3 separate regions of the Homo sapiens genome follow, and all the other regions are linked to region 2. A link is an interaction called in ENCODE POLR2A ChIA-PET data of the cell type or tissue named here. Cell type or tissue: GM12878. All regions are shown on one strand. Region 1 overlaps ACTN4 (actinin alpha 4). Region 2 has its middle 11 kb from the start of HNRNPL. Region 3 has its middle 17 kb from the start of FBXO27.

What was found. ChIA-PET counts read pairs that join two places held together with the same protein. Peaks named below come from ENCODE experiments on the same cell type or tissue, not always from the same donor. Only the 100,000 strongest peaks of a DNase experiment are listed, where the experiment ranks them.
Region 1: POLR2A ChIA-PET joins it to region 2 with 6 read pairs; 8 of 35 experiments call an interaction of 5 or more read pairs at or near these places.
Region 3: POLR2A ChIA-PET joins it to region 2 with 7 read pairs; 2 of 35 experiments call an interaction of 5 or more read pairs at or near these places.

What each region holds. Positions count from the first base shown.
Region 1 is chr19:38,665,031-38,669,030 of GRCh38, reverse strand. All of the region lies in intron 1 of ACTN4 (actinin alpha 4), which reads right to left. Among named protein-coding and RNA genes, the nearest start is that of ACTN4, 19 kb to the right of the region's middle. RefSeq lists enhancers at 955-1,034, 1,873-2,562, 2,628-2,922, 2,563-3,252, 3,253-3,942 and silencers at 2,008-2,302, 2,628-2,922. In GM12878, no CTCF peak of the experiment used is centred here; no DNase peak of the experiment used is centred here; H3K4me3 peaks cover 421 bases; H3K27ac peaks cover 1,958 bases.
Region 2 is chr19:38,858,605-38,862,604 of GRCh38, reverse strand. No RefSeq gene overlaps it. Among named protein-coding and RNA genes, the nearest start is that of HNRNPL, 11 kb to the right of the region's middle. RefSeq lists a silencer at 2,287-2,455. In GM12878, no CTCF peak of the experiment used is centred here; a DNase peak (open chromatin) is centred at 1,598.
Region 3 is chr19:39,013,791-39,017,790 of GRCh38, reverse strand. It overlaps a transcript of FBXO27 not described here. Among named protein-coding and RNA genes, the nearest start is that of FBXO27, 17 kb to the left of the region's middle. In GM12878, no CTCF peak of the experiment used is centred here; a DNase peak (open chromatin) is centred at 1,574.

The DNA of each region.
Region 1 (4,000 bases), 190 kb after region 2:
TGGGCGACAGGGAGAGACTGTCTCGAAAAAAGAAAAAAAGCTGGATCCCAAGGTGACTCCTCAGCCCTGGGGAGCCTACGAAACCATACACCAAGAACCAAACACACAACTCTCCTGGAGGTCGATTTATAAGGGAGGCAGCTCTGAACACCTGAGCTCCGAGACACACAGAGCACATTGGAAAAACCCTTTTCAAACCCATGAAGGCGAAGTCAATGGGTTTACTTCAGTAAGTCAGTGAGCAGTAAAACAAGACCACATTTACATCTGCATATCGCCCTAACACTGTTCACTTCCATCATGCAATTCATTGTCCATCTTTTCTTTTTTTCTTTTTTCTTTTTTTGCGATGGAGTCTCACTCTCTTGCCAGGCTGGAGTGCAGTGGCACGACCTCGGCTCACTGCAACCTCCGCCTCTCAGGTTCAAGCAATTCCCCTGCCTCAGCCTCCTGAGTAGCTGGGACTACAGGCGCGCACCACCATGCCCAGCTAATGTTTTGTATTTTAGTAGAGACGGGGTATCACCATGTTGGCCAGGATGGTCTCAAACTCCCGACCTCGTGATCTGTGCGCCTTGGCCTCCCAAAGTGCTGGGATTACAGGAGTGAGCCACTGCGCCTGGCCCTTCATCGTCCATCTTTTCTTTAAGGACAGGGTTGGGTTGGTTTTCTTTCTTGTTGTATCTCCAAGCCTAATATGGTATCTGGGTAAATGTCAGGTGGATTGAAGAGAAAGAATATTAACAAATCACAGGATCTAGGATCACAGGAAACTTACATGGCTCTCCTGTTTAATCTTCAAACTTCCTTCTAAAGCTGTTAGGATGTTAGGAGGGGCACAGGAAGGGGGGCACTCTAACTGTATCCTGATCCTGCATTAGCATTTCAGAGGCCGTTGGTTCCATCAAGAAACTGGACTGTGCAAAGCATGAAATGAGACACCACATTACAACCTCATCTGAGTAATCACCCAGGGTTTATTTGTAATTCTAAGGAACAGGCACCTCCAGAGACATAACTCCTTCCTTAACCAGGCCTGGCTCTTCTGACTGCCTTCCGCCGTATAAATAGGAAGCCAGCTTGCATATTTTGCATTAATGCCTTCACGCAGGGCTGCTTTGAGTTTATTTTTGTTGCTTTCATTTTAAGACTGTGTTTATACCTCTTAGACTTCCAGCCAGAGGAAAAATGACAAGATACAAACCTTGTCCTTTTTTCAGGGACGCTCCAGACGGTTCCTGGAGGCACATGGGAAGATTAGCGACTCAGAGATGCCAAGTCACTGGCATTGGGTAGTTCTCCAAAATGGTTTTTTTTTTTTTTTGGTGGAAGAAACAGATACATCAGACTAGTCCAGCGTCTCAGTTTCCACACTTCATAACAATGGGGCACCGTGCACCTAGTGTCTAACTTACCACGCTGCCTTTGGGCCACAAATTCCATACTGTAACAGCCAATTACCCAAAACACTAAATAGGGAATGGCTCAAAAAAGGCTGTCTCTGAAAAAGCAGCAGCATTTTGATGAGCAAAAATAGTAAGAGAGGATTTTTTAAACTTAGAAAAACGAGGAAAGTTGAACCCAGCTAAGAATATTTCTGAGACACCCCCCACCCCTTGTGATTTTTCTCCCGCTAGGATTTTCCCTTGACTCGCCTCTTTAGAGACTGCTAAACACACACACACATACACACACTCATTTTTTAATCCCACCAACTCTCCTCGCCCCAAGGCCAGAGGCTTGGCGGTGACAGCTTCGAACAATGACATCACCCTAGGTTTGCCTCCTTGGCAGGGTCACCAATACTGTTTGCAGTCAATTTCCTGTAAAGGCTCTTTAAGGCAGGAAACTAGTCCTGTGCCTTGAGTCCTCCCCCTGTTCTGAGCCATCGTGTCAGGTCAAAACAAAGACTTTTTGTGTTGTTGTTTTTTTCCCCTTTTAGGAAAACAAGACTTCCCTGCACTTTTAATGAGCACCTTAATTACAAGCTAAAGAATTAGATATATTTACGGATGACCTCATGCTCGCTGATAATTAGCAATTTGAAAGACCTGGCACATCCCTAGACTCAGTTCTTTCTCCTTCACCCCCTCCCCCAAGCATTCAGGTTAATTACTAAGCTTGACCTTCCAAAACAAAGTGGGTTGGGCCCAGTCAGTCCCTACCTCCCCCAGAGCTCCCCAGCACCGAGGGGCTTGTTCCTCCCTCCCACTAAGTCAAGAATGGAAACTGCCTTAGAGAGGGTTGATTAGCCTGGGATAATGATCTAGGAGGGGTGACAGATTTCTGGGGGCCCCACTCTAAGTGTTGACAAGTTTTAATTAATGCCCAGGCTAATTGAACCCTGGCACAGTCAAGGGGAAGAAAACTGCTCATCTCAGAGGCAAGAAGTGTTTGGATATGCACAGTCCCAGCCGTGATGGCGGGGAGGTGTCTCCGAGCGGGCTCCCACTGCGGACCTGTGTGTACTTCGTGTTCTCCTGGCACGTGGATCCCACAACTGGAGATGCAGCTGACTCAGGCAGTTACTTTCCATACATTTTCTTGTGCTAGAAGGGTGTCAACAGCCTGATCAGGAAAGCGCAAACCGGGTGGCCTTCCCTTAGGGTCCTGCCTCAGGCCAACAATGGGCAGCTCCTGAACAAGGCTGCACCGCCCCACCCCCAGCCCCCATCGGTTGTCACTCCGTTGTAACATTTTCCAAATTTGCTTCAGGCCTGCACCCTGTTAGGGGAGAGGCTGGGAGGCGGACATTCTCCTCATTCTTTTGCCTTATTAGGTTGTGGATTTGATTGCTTTTGGGGGGGACAGGGGCGAAGTTGAAGAATGGCATCAGGAAGTGACCCCAGGAAAGGGGGGGGCGCGGGAGGAAGGAGGAAAAGGGAATGGAGCAGCAGGCGTGAGAAGCACTGTTGGGAAGAGGCCTGGAAGGGGCAGGGCTCCTCCAAGCCCTCTAGAAAGTCCCACGTTCCAGGTCGGCAGCTGGGCACAGGCTCCTGTGCACCTCTTGGCCCCATCTGACAGCATTTCTGGGCAGTTATTTTTAGGGTTATCAGTGGGAAGCCCTTCCTGCTTCTACATCACACACCAACTGAAGAGAGGGCAGCCTGACTCCAGGCTGTGGGATGTTTCTAACTTGAGTTGGACTTTGCTTTGCGGGGAAGGGGACCCAGGGAAAGAAGGGAACCCGGGGAAAGAGCCCCCCGGCTGATAGCAAACTTAGTAACAAGTTAAATTACTCATGAAAGAACCTTCCTGGCACTGCCTATGGCACATCCCAACACAAAATTGTTCAGGGCCTGTAACTCTGAAACAAGAAGCCACCTCCCAGATAATGAGGCCCAGATGGATGCAGGGGCTGGGGAGAGGGCTGCGTTAAGTCACTTGCTCAAGTGCCCACTGCCACTTGTTGGAGGGCACTTCTTCGAAGTTGCTGGCTGGGCTCAGGACTTGGCGCTTCCTGGGGAGCACTGGAGGAAAGGGGTGTATGTTTTGGTTTCCCACTGAGCTGCGTATTTCAGCAGGCCCCTTTGAGGGGGAGACTCAAGTAGCAGATCCCACCTGGATGCAGGACCATGTGCCATTGAAATCATTTTGGGAAGCTGCATTTATTGAGCACTTACAATGTACCAGGCACCAGAGTGCTTCCTGCGCACTATCACGTCTAATCCTCAAACTGAGGATAGGATGATGCCCCTTTTCAAAGAAGGACACTGAGGCTTAACCCCCGCCACCTGCCCAGGGTCGCACAGCCAGCCGGTGGTGGAGGAGGTGGGTGTGGAGCCCAGGTCGGCCTCCCTCCATGCTCTGGCCCAGCCTTCTTGCCACTGACACCTTTCACTACCTCCTAGTTCTGGGCAGTGGGGAGTGGGGGATGTCAAAGGCACTCTCCCACAGGAGCTTCAGTGCTCTCAACACCCCCTCCCGGGGTGCAGCTAGCTAACTGCTTGGGCCCAGGGACAGCCTGTGGTACTGCGAATCCCAGTGACATCTGAGCTGC
Region 2 (4,000 bases):
CTCTTTCTCTTGTGCTGTCTCCCTCATACCCAGGCATAAACTCCAATGAAGTCTTGTCTGGGAAAACTGTTTTGGCCTCAAGTCAATTTCAGTTGCATTCAGATCCCAAGAACTTGTGGTCTGTAACACTGGGCGGGGGACAGTGAAAAACAGAGGGTTTACAAGGAGGCTCAAGAAAACTTCTGCAGGCGTGGTGGTTCACACCCATCCCAGCACTTTGGGAGGCCAAGGCAGGGGGATCACTTGAGGTCAGGAATTCAAGACCAGCCTGGGCAACATGTTGAAACCCTGTCTCTACTAAAAATATAAAAATTAGCGGCTGGGTGTGGTGGCTCATGCCTGCAATCCCAGCACTTTGGGAGACCAAGGCAGGCAGATCACCTGAAGTCAGGAGTTCAAGACCAGCCTAATCAACATGGAGAAACCCCGTCTCTACTAAAAATACAAAAAAATTTAGCCAAGCATGGTGGCACATGCCTGTAATCCCAGCTACTCAGGAGGCTGAGACAGGAGAATCGCTTGAACCTGGGAGATGGAGGTTGCAGTGAGCCGAGATCACACCATTGCACTCCAGCCTGGGCAACAAGAGCAAAACTCCATCTCAAAAAAAAAAAAAAAAAAAAATTAGCTGGGCATGGTGGTGCATGTCTGTAATCCCAGCTACTAGGGAGGCCGAGGCAGGAGAATTGCTTGAACCCAGGAGGTGGAGGCTGCAGTGAGCTGAGATCATGCCACTGCACTCCAGCCTGGGCGACAGAGCAAAATTCCGTCTCAAAAACGAAAAGAAAACTTCTGTGGGTGTGGTAGCTCACTACTGTAATCCCAGCATTTTGGGAGGCTGAGGCAGGAGGATTGCCTGAGGCCCGGAGTTTGAGATCAGCCGAGGTAACGTAGCAAGACCCCATCTCTACCAAAAAAACAAACAAAAAAAAACCCAATTATATTTATATATATAATATATATATAATATAGTATATATTATACACTATATATAATATAGTATATATTATATATACTATATATGATATGCTATATATAATATAGTATATATTATATGCTATATATGAGATACTATATAATATAGTATATATAATATATGCTATATATGATATACTATATATAATATAGTATATATAATATATGGTATATATAACTATTATATATAATATATAGTATATATAGTGTGTATATATATAACTATATATATATTTTATATACATATATATTATATATATATATATATAAAATGGCCATGGGGTGGCAGGAACCTGTAGTCCCAGCTACTTGGGAGTAAGCCACAGTGAGCTATAATCACACCACTGGACTTCAGCCTGGATAGCAGAGCAAGACTATCTCAAAAAAAAAAATAAAAAACAAAAAACAAAAAAACAAAAACACTTCCTGGGGATGATGAATACTGTTTTTACCTTGTGGTCACTATCTTGATTTGTGGTGATGGTTTCCCAGGTGTATATGTAAGTTAAAACTCATCAATTGTACACTTTAAAGGTCTGGTTTCTCACATATCAGTTAGACCTGATTGAAGCTGGGGGCGGGGAAAGGTAGGGAAAGGGTCAGGACTGCGTAATGCAAATGAGAAACTTTCCTCTAAGGGGTGGCTTTCCCCACTGGTCCCTGAGGGTGTCTGAGTTTTCAATCTGAAGCACAGCAGACCGTGAAGCTATTTCTGCTTGGAGCCGGAGGAGGCTTAACAACAAAAAAGAAGAAAGCAGGTCGGGCACAGTGGCTCATGCCTGTAATCCCAGCACTTTGGGAGGCCGAGGCAGGCGGATCGTAAGGTCAGGAGATAAGAGACCAGCCTGGCCAACAAGGCAAAACCCAGTCTCTACTAAAATTACAAAAATTAGCCGGGCATGGCGGCGGGCGCCTGTAGTCCCAGCTACTTGGGAGGCTGAGGTAGGAGAATCGCTTGAACCTTGGAGGTAGAGGTTGCAGTGAGCCGAGATTGCACCATTGCACTCCAGCCTGGGCGACAAGAGCTAAACTCCGTCCCCCAAAAATAAAAATTTAATTTAATTTAAAAAACATGGGTGAAACTTGAAAACATGCTAAGAGAATCAGACACAAAAGGCTACATACTATATTTTTCCATTTATATGATGTGGGTGAAAGATTACCTAGGTGCCGAGGCAAGAGACTGAAGGCACAAACTGTTTCAGTATAATAAAGAAAATAGTTAGAATAAGAATAGTCATAATACAAATTAGATATAGAGATGATCATGGACAATTATCAATCATTATTATAAACATTATTAATCATTAGCTTTTAATATTACTCTTTGTTGCATTACTAATATACCCTAAGGATAACCGGTGGGTATAGGGTCAGGTGCTGAAGGGACATTGTGAGAAGTGACCTAGAAGGCAAGAGGTGAGCCCTCTGTCACGCCCACATAAGGGCCGCTTGAGGGCTCCTTGGTCAAGCGGTAATGCCAGTGTCTGGGAAGACGCCCATTACTTAGCAGACCGCGAAAGGGAGTCTCCTTTCCTTGGAGGAGTCAGGGAACACTGCTCCACCAGCTTCTTCTGGAAGGCTGGATATTATCCAGGCCTGCCTGCAGTCACCGGAGGCCTAAACCCCTCCCTGTGGTGCTGTGCTCCAAAGGTCACGCTCCTTGTCCACTTTCACGTTCCTCCCGTACTCCTGGATCCTCTTTGAAGTTGGTAGTAGATAGCGGTAGAAGAAATAGTGAAAGTCTTAAAGTCTTTGATCGTTCTTATAAGTGCATAGAAGAAAACGCTGACGTATGCTGCCTTCTCTCTCTGCTTTGGCTACCTAAAAGGGAAGGGCCCCCCACCCCCGTCCTATGATCACGTGACTTGCTTCACCTTATCAATCACTTAGAGGATTCACCCTCCTTACCCTGCCCCCCTTGTCTCGTATGCAATAAATATCAGCGCGCCCAGCCGTTCGGGGCCACTACCAGTCTCCACAACTTGATGGTAGTGGTCTCCCGGGCCCAGCTGTTTTCTCTTTATCTCTTTGTCTTGTGTCTTTATTTATTACCATCTCTCATCTCTGCACACGGGGAGAACACCTGCTAAGCCCCGTAGGGCTGGACCCTACAATATGAAATGTCCAGACTAGACAAATCCATAGAGACAGAAAGTAAATTGGCGGCTGCCGGGGGCTGAGGGGAGTGACTGCTGAAGGATATGGAGGCTGGGCACAGTGGCTCACGCCTGTAATCCTAGCACTTTGGGAGGCTGAGGTGGGCGGATTGCAACGTGGCAAAACCCCGTCTCTACTAAAAATTCAAAACACTAGCGGGGTATGGTGGTGGGCGCCTGTAATCCCAGCTAGTCCAGAGGCTGAGGCAGGAGAATTGCTTGAACCAGGAGGCGGAGGTTGCAGTGCGGCGAGATCACGCCATTACACTCCAGCCTGGGCGACAGAGCAAGACTCTGTCTCGAAAAACAAAAAAAGGGTATGGAGTTCCTTTTGAGGGTAATATTCCAGAATCAGACAGTGATGATGGTTGCATGACTATGTGAGCATACTAAAAACCACTCAACACTCAATCATACATATACACAAACATACACACACACACACAAAACTTCTTCCTCCCAGGTTCAAGTGACTCTGGTGCTTCAGCCTCCAGAGTGGCTGGGACTACAGGCGTGCACCACCACGCCTGGCTAATTTTTGTATTTTTAGTAGAGAGGTGGTTTCGCCATGTTGACCAGGCTGGTCTCAAACTCCTGACCTCAGTGATTTGCCCACCTCGGCCTCCCACATAGCTGGGATTATAGGTGTGAGCCACCAGCCCAGCCAGTCATACACTTTAAAAGAGTTAATATTTGGCTGGGTGCAATGGCTCACGCCTGTAATCCCAGCACTTTGGGAGGCTGAGGCGGGCGGATCACCTGAGGTCAGGAGTTCGAGGTCAGCCTGGCCAACATGCAGAAACCCCATCTCTACTAAAAATACAAAAATTAGCCGGGCATTGTGGCAGGTGCCTATAATCCCAGCT
Region 3 (4,000 bases), 160 kb before region 2:
TATTAAGTGTTGAATTTATTGATAGACATTTGAGTAGGTTTGCAATGAGAAAAAAAAAGGGAGAAATTTGAAAAGCTCCTTTGTATTTTGTGACTGTTTCATCTAGATGTATGATTTTTTTTTTTTTTGAGACAGTCTCGCTGTTGCCCAGGCTGGAGTGCAGTAACCTCCACCTCCCAGGTTCAAGTGATTCTCAGCCTCCCAAGTAAGTGGCATTACAGGCACGTGCCACCATGCCCAGCTAATTTTTTGTATTTTTAGTTGAGACAGGGTTTCACTATGTTGGCTGTGCTGGTCTCAAACTCCTGACCTCAGGTGATCCACCCTCCTCGGCCTCCCAAAGTGCTGGGATTACAGGCGTGAGCTACTACACCTGGCCTAAACGTATGATTTTTTAAAATCAATGTAAAATGTTTATGCTTGCACTATACACTATGAGGATCATCTGGATTAGGGAAAGCTGCAAAAATCATTGTGTGTGTATAAAACAAATCCCTTGCTTTTTGCCAACAATGGGAGGATTGGAATTTAAATTCTCTGAGTATTGGAAACAGAACAAGTACAGTGTCTGTAAACGATGATTTCTGCCATGATTTTGGCTTACTGGAGCCTTTGGAGAAAGGAAGAAGCAGTAAAAAGAGCGACGCAATCTCTGGATGGAAATAAACTTTTGGAGTTTCACTTTAAAGCAAAAAAATTATTTGTTGAGGCAGGATCTCACACTCTCACCCAGGCTGGAGTGCAGTGGCGCGATCATGGCTCACTGCAGCCTCGACCTCCTGGGCTCAAATGATCCTCCTGCTTCAGCCTCCTGAGTAGCTAGGACTACAGGCACATGCCACCACACCCAGCTACTTTTAGAGTTTTAAAAAACACTTTCTAGTTTGCTAATAAGCCCTTGTTAAAATCAAATGCTGGACCCTTAAAGGCAGCTGATGAGGCAGCCTGGTGTGCATATTTTTTTGTATGTCTGAAAAAGTTTCGTTTATTTAATATGCTTTTTTTTTTGAGACGTTCTCACTCTGTTGCCCAGGCTAGAGTACAACAGTGCAATCTCATCTCACTGCATCCTTGACCTCCTAGACTCAAGCAATCCTCCCACCTCAGCTTCTTGAGTAGCTGGAATTACAGGTGCGTGTGCCACCACACCCAGCTAATTTTTGTTTTTTTGGCTTTTGGGTTTTTTTTTTTTTTTTTTCAAATTAGAGACAAGGTCTCACTATGTTGCCCAGGCTGGTCTCGAACTCCTGAGTTCAAGTTATCTTCCCACTTCAGCCTCCCAAAGTGCTAGGATTACAGGCGTGAGCCACCGCGCCCAGCCTAGACTTTATTTTTAGAGCAGTTTTAGGTTCACAGCAAAATTGAGCAGAAAGTACAGAGTTCTCCTATATCCCGTTTCCCCCAGCCCCTCACGCACACACACACACACACCCTTCCCGCTATCAACATCCCCCACCAGAGTGGTACATGTTATAATCAATGAACCTATGTTGACACATCCTTATCACCCAAACTCCATAGTTTGTATTAGGGTCACACTTGGTGTCGTGCATTCTCTGGATTTGGACAAATGTGTAACGACATGTATCTACCATTGCGGTATCACACAGACTAGTTTCACTGCCCTAAAAGTCCTCTGTGCTCTACCAGTTCACTCCTCCCTCCCTCAACCCCAGAGGACCACTGGTCTTTTTGTTTGTTTCGTTTTGTATTTGTTTTGAGATGGAGTCTCACTCTGTCACCCAGGCTAGAGTGCAGTGGCATGATCTTGGCTCACTGCAACCTCCGCCTCCCGGGTTCGAGAGATGCTCCCACCTCAGCCTCCCGAGTAGCTGGGATTACAGGTGACTGCTACCACGTCTGGCTAATTTTTTTGTATTTTTAGTTGAGACGGGGTTTTACCATGTAGCCAGGCTGGTCTTGAACTCCTCACCTCAAACGATCTACCCGCCTGAGCCTCCCAAAGTGCTGGGATTATAGGCGTGAGCCACCTCGCCTGGCCGACCACTGATTTTATATTGACTCCATAGTTTTGCCTTTTCCAGAATGTCATATTGATGGAATCATGCAGTATGTATCCTTACCTAATTGGTCTCTTACTTAGTGATATGTAGTTAAGGTTCCTCCAGGTCTTTTCATGGCTTGATAGATCACTTTTAGAGACAGGGTCTCACTCTGTTGCCGAGGCTGAAGTGCAGTAGCATGATCAGACCATGGCTCACTGCAGCCTAAAACTCCTGGGCTCAAGCGAGCCTCCTGCCTCAGCCTCCCAAGTAGCCGGGACTACAGGCGCATGCCACCACACCTGGCTAATACTTTTTTTTTTAAGATGAGGTCTTGCTTTGTTGCCCAGGTTGGTCTCAAACACTTGGGCTCAAGCAATCCGCCCGCCTTGGCCTCCCAAAGTGCTGGGATTACAGGCATGAGCCACCACACTCAGCCTTTTTTTTTTTTTTTTTTTTTTTTTTTTTTGAGACAGAGTCTTGCTCTGTCACCCAGGCTGGAGTGTAGTGGTGTGATCATGGCTCACTGCAACCTCTGCCTCCCAGGCTCAAGCCATCCTCCTGCCTCAGCTTCCCAAGTAGCTGAGACCACAAGGGCACACCACCACATTCAACTAATGTTTTTTTATTTTTTTGTAGAGAGGGGGTTTTGCCACGTTGCCCAGGCTGGTCTCAAACTCCTGGACTCAAGCAATCCACCCACTTTGGCCTCCCAATGTGCTGGGATTACAGGTGTGAGCCACTGCCCCCAACCTTTTTTTTTTTTTTTTGAGACAGAGTCTTGCTCTGTTGCCCAAGCTGGAGTGCAATAGCGTGATCTCGGCTCACTGCAAACTCCATCTTCCAGGTTCAAGTGATTCTCTTGCCTCAGCCTCCCAAGTAGTTGGGATTACAGGCACACACCACCCTTATTGATGAGTTTTAAGAGTTCTTTGTACATTTTGAATAATAGTCCTTTATCAGATATGTCTTCTGCAAATCCCTTCTCCCGGTCTGTGGTTGTCTTCTCTTTTTCTTGAAGGTATGCATTTTTGTTTGTTTGTTTGTTTGTTTTTTTGTTTTTAGACAGGGTCTTACTCTGTTACCCAAGCTGGAGTACAATGATGCAGTCATGGCTCACTGCAGCCTCGACCTCCTGGGCTCAAGCGATCCTCCCACCTCGGCCTCCCAAGTAACTGGGACTACAGGTGCCCACCTCCACGCCCAGTTAATTTTAATTTTTTTTTCTTTTTTTTTGTAGAGACACAGTTTCACTATGTTGCCTGGGCTGGTCTTGAACTCCTGTGCTCAAGCAATCCTCTCGCCTCAGCCTCCCACAGTGCTGGGATTACAGGCACAAGCCACTGCATCCAGCCCGTGCGTGTTTTTGAGTGCACCAATTCCAGCTCTAAGATTGACGAGGTAAAAAGGCTTAGGAAAGCCTTGTTTGTCACTTGCACTTGAAACAGAACCTTCTAGCCTGCAGCATCTTGGCTTTGCTGCTGCCAAAGAACAGCCACTGACTTGTGGCTTCCTGAATTCACAGATCCTACTGGCCTGGACCTGACTGTAAGCCAAAACCTGATACTGCTGTCTGCTCTGTGCTGTTTCAGTCTCAGCATGTGCTGTGCTAAATTAAAAACGGGCGCACACTCCAGGAACAGCACTTCGACTATGAGACCATTGCAGACTTAGGGCACCCTCCGTGGGACCTAAACTGAAAACATCATGGATGCTGACTGGACCATCTGGATCACATAAAAATGCCCACAGGAAAGGGCTTCTTTTTGTTTTTTGAGACGGAGTCTCACTGTCTCCCCCAGGCTGGAGTGCAGTGGCGTGATCTCAGCTCACTGCAAGCTCTGCCTCCCAGGTTCACGCCATTCTCCTGCCTCAGCCTCCCGAGTAGCTGGGACTACAGGCGCCCACCACCACACCCGGCTAATTTTTTGTATTTTTAGTAGAGACGGGGTTTCACCGTATTAGCCAGGATGGTCTCGATCTCCTGACCTCGTGAT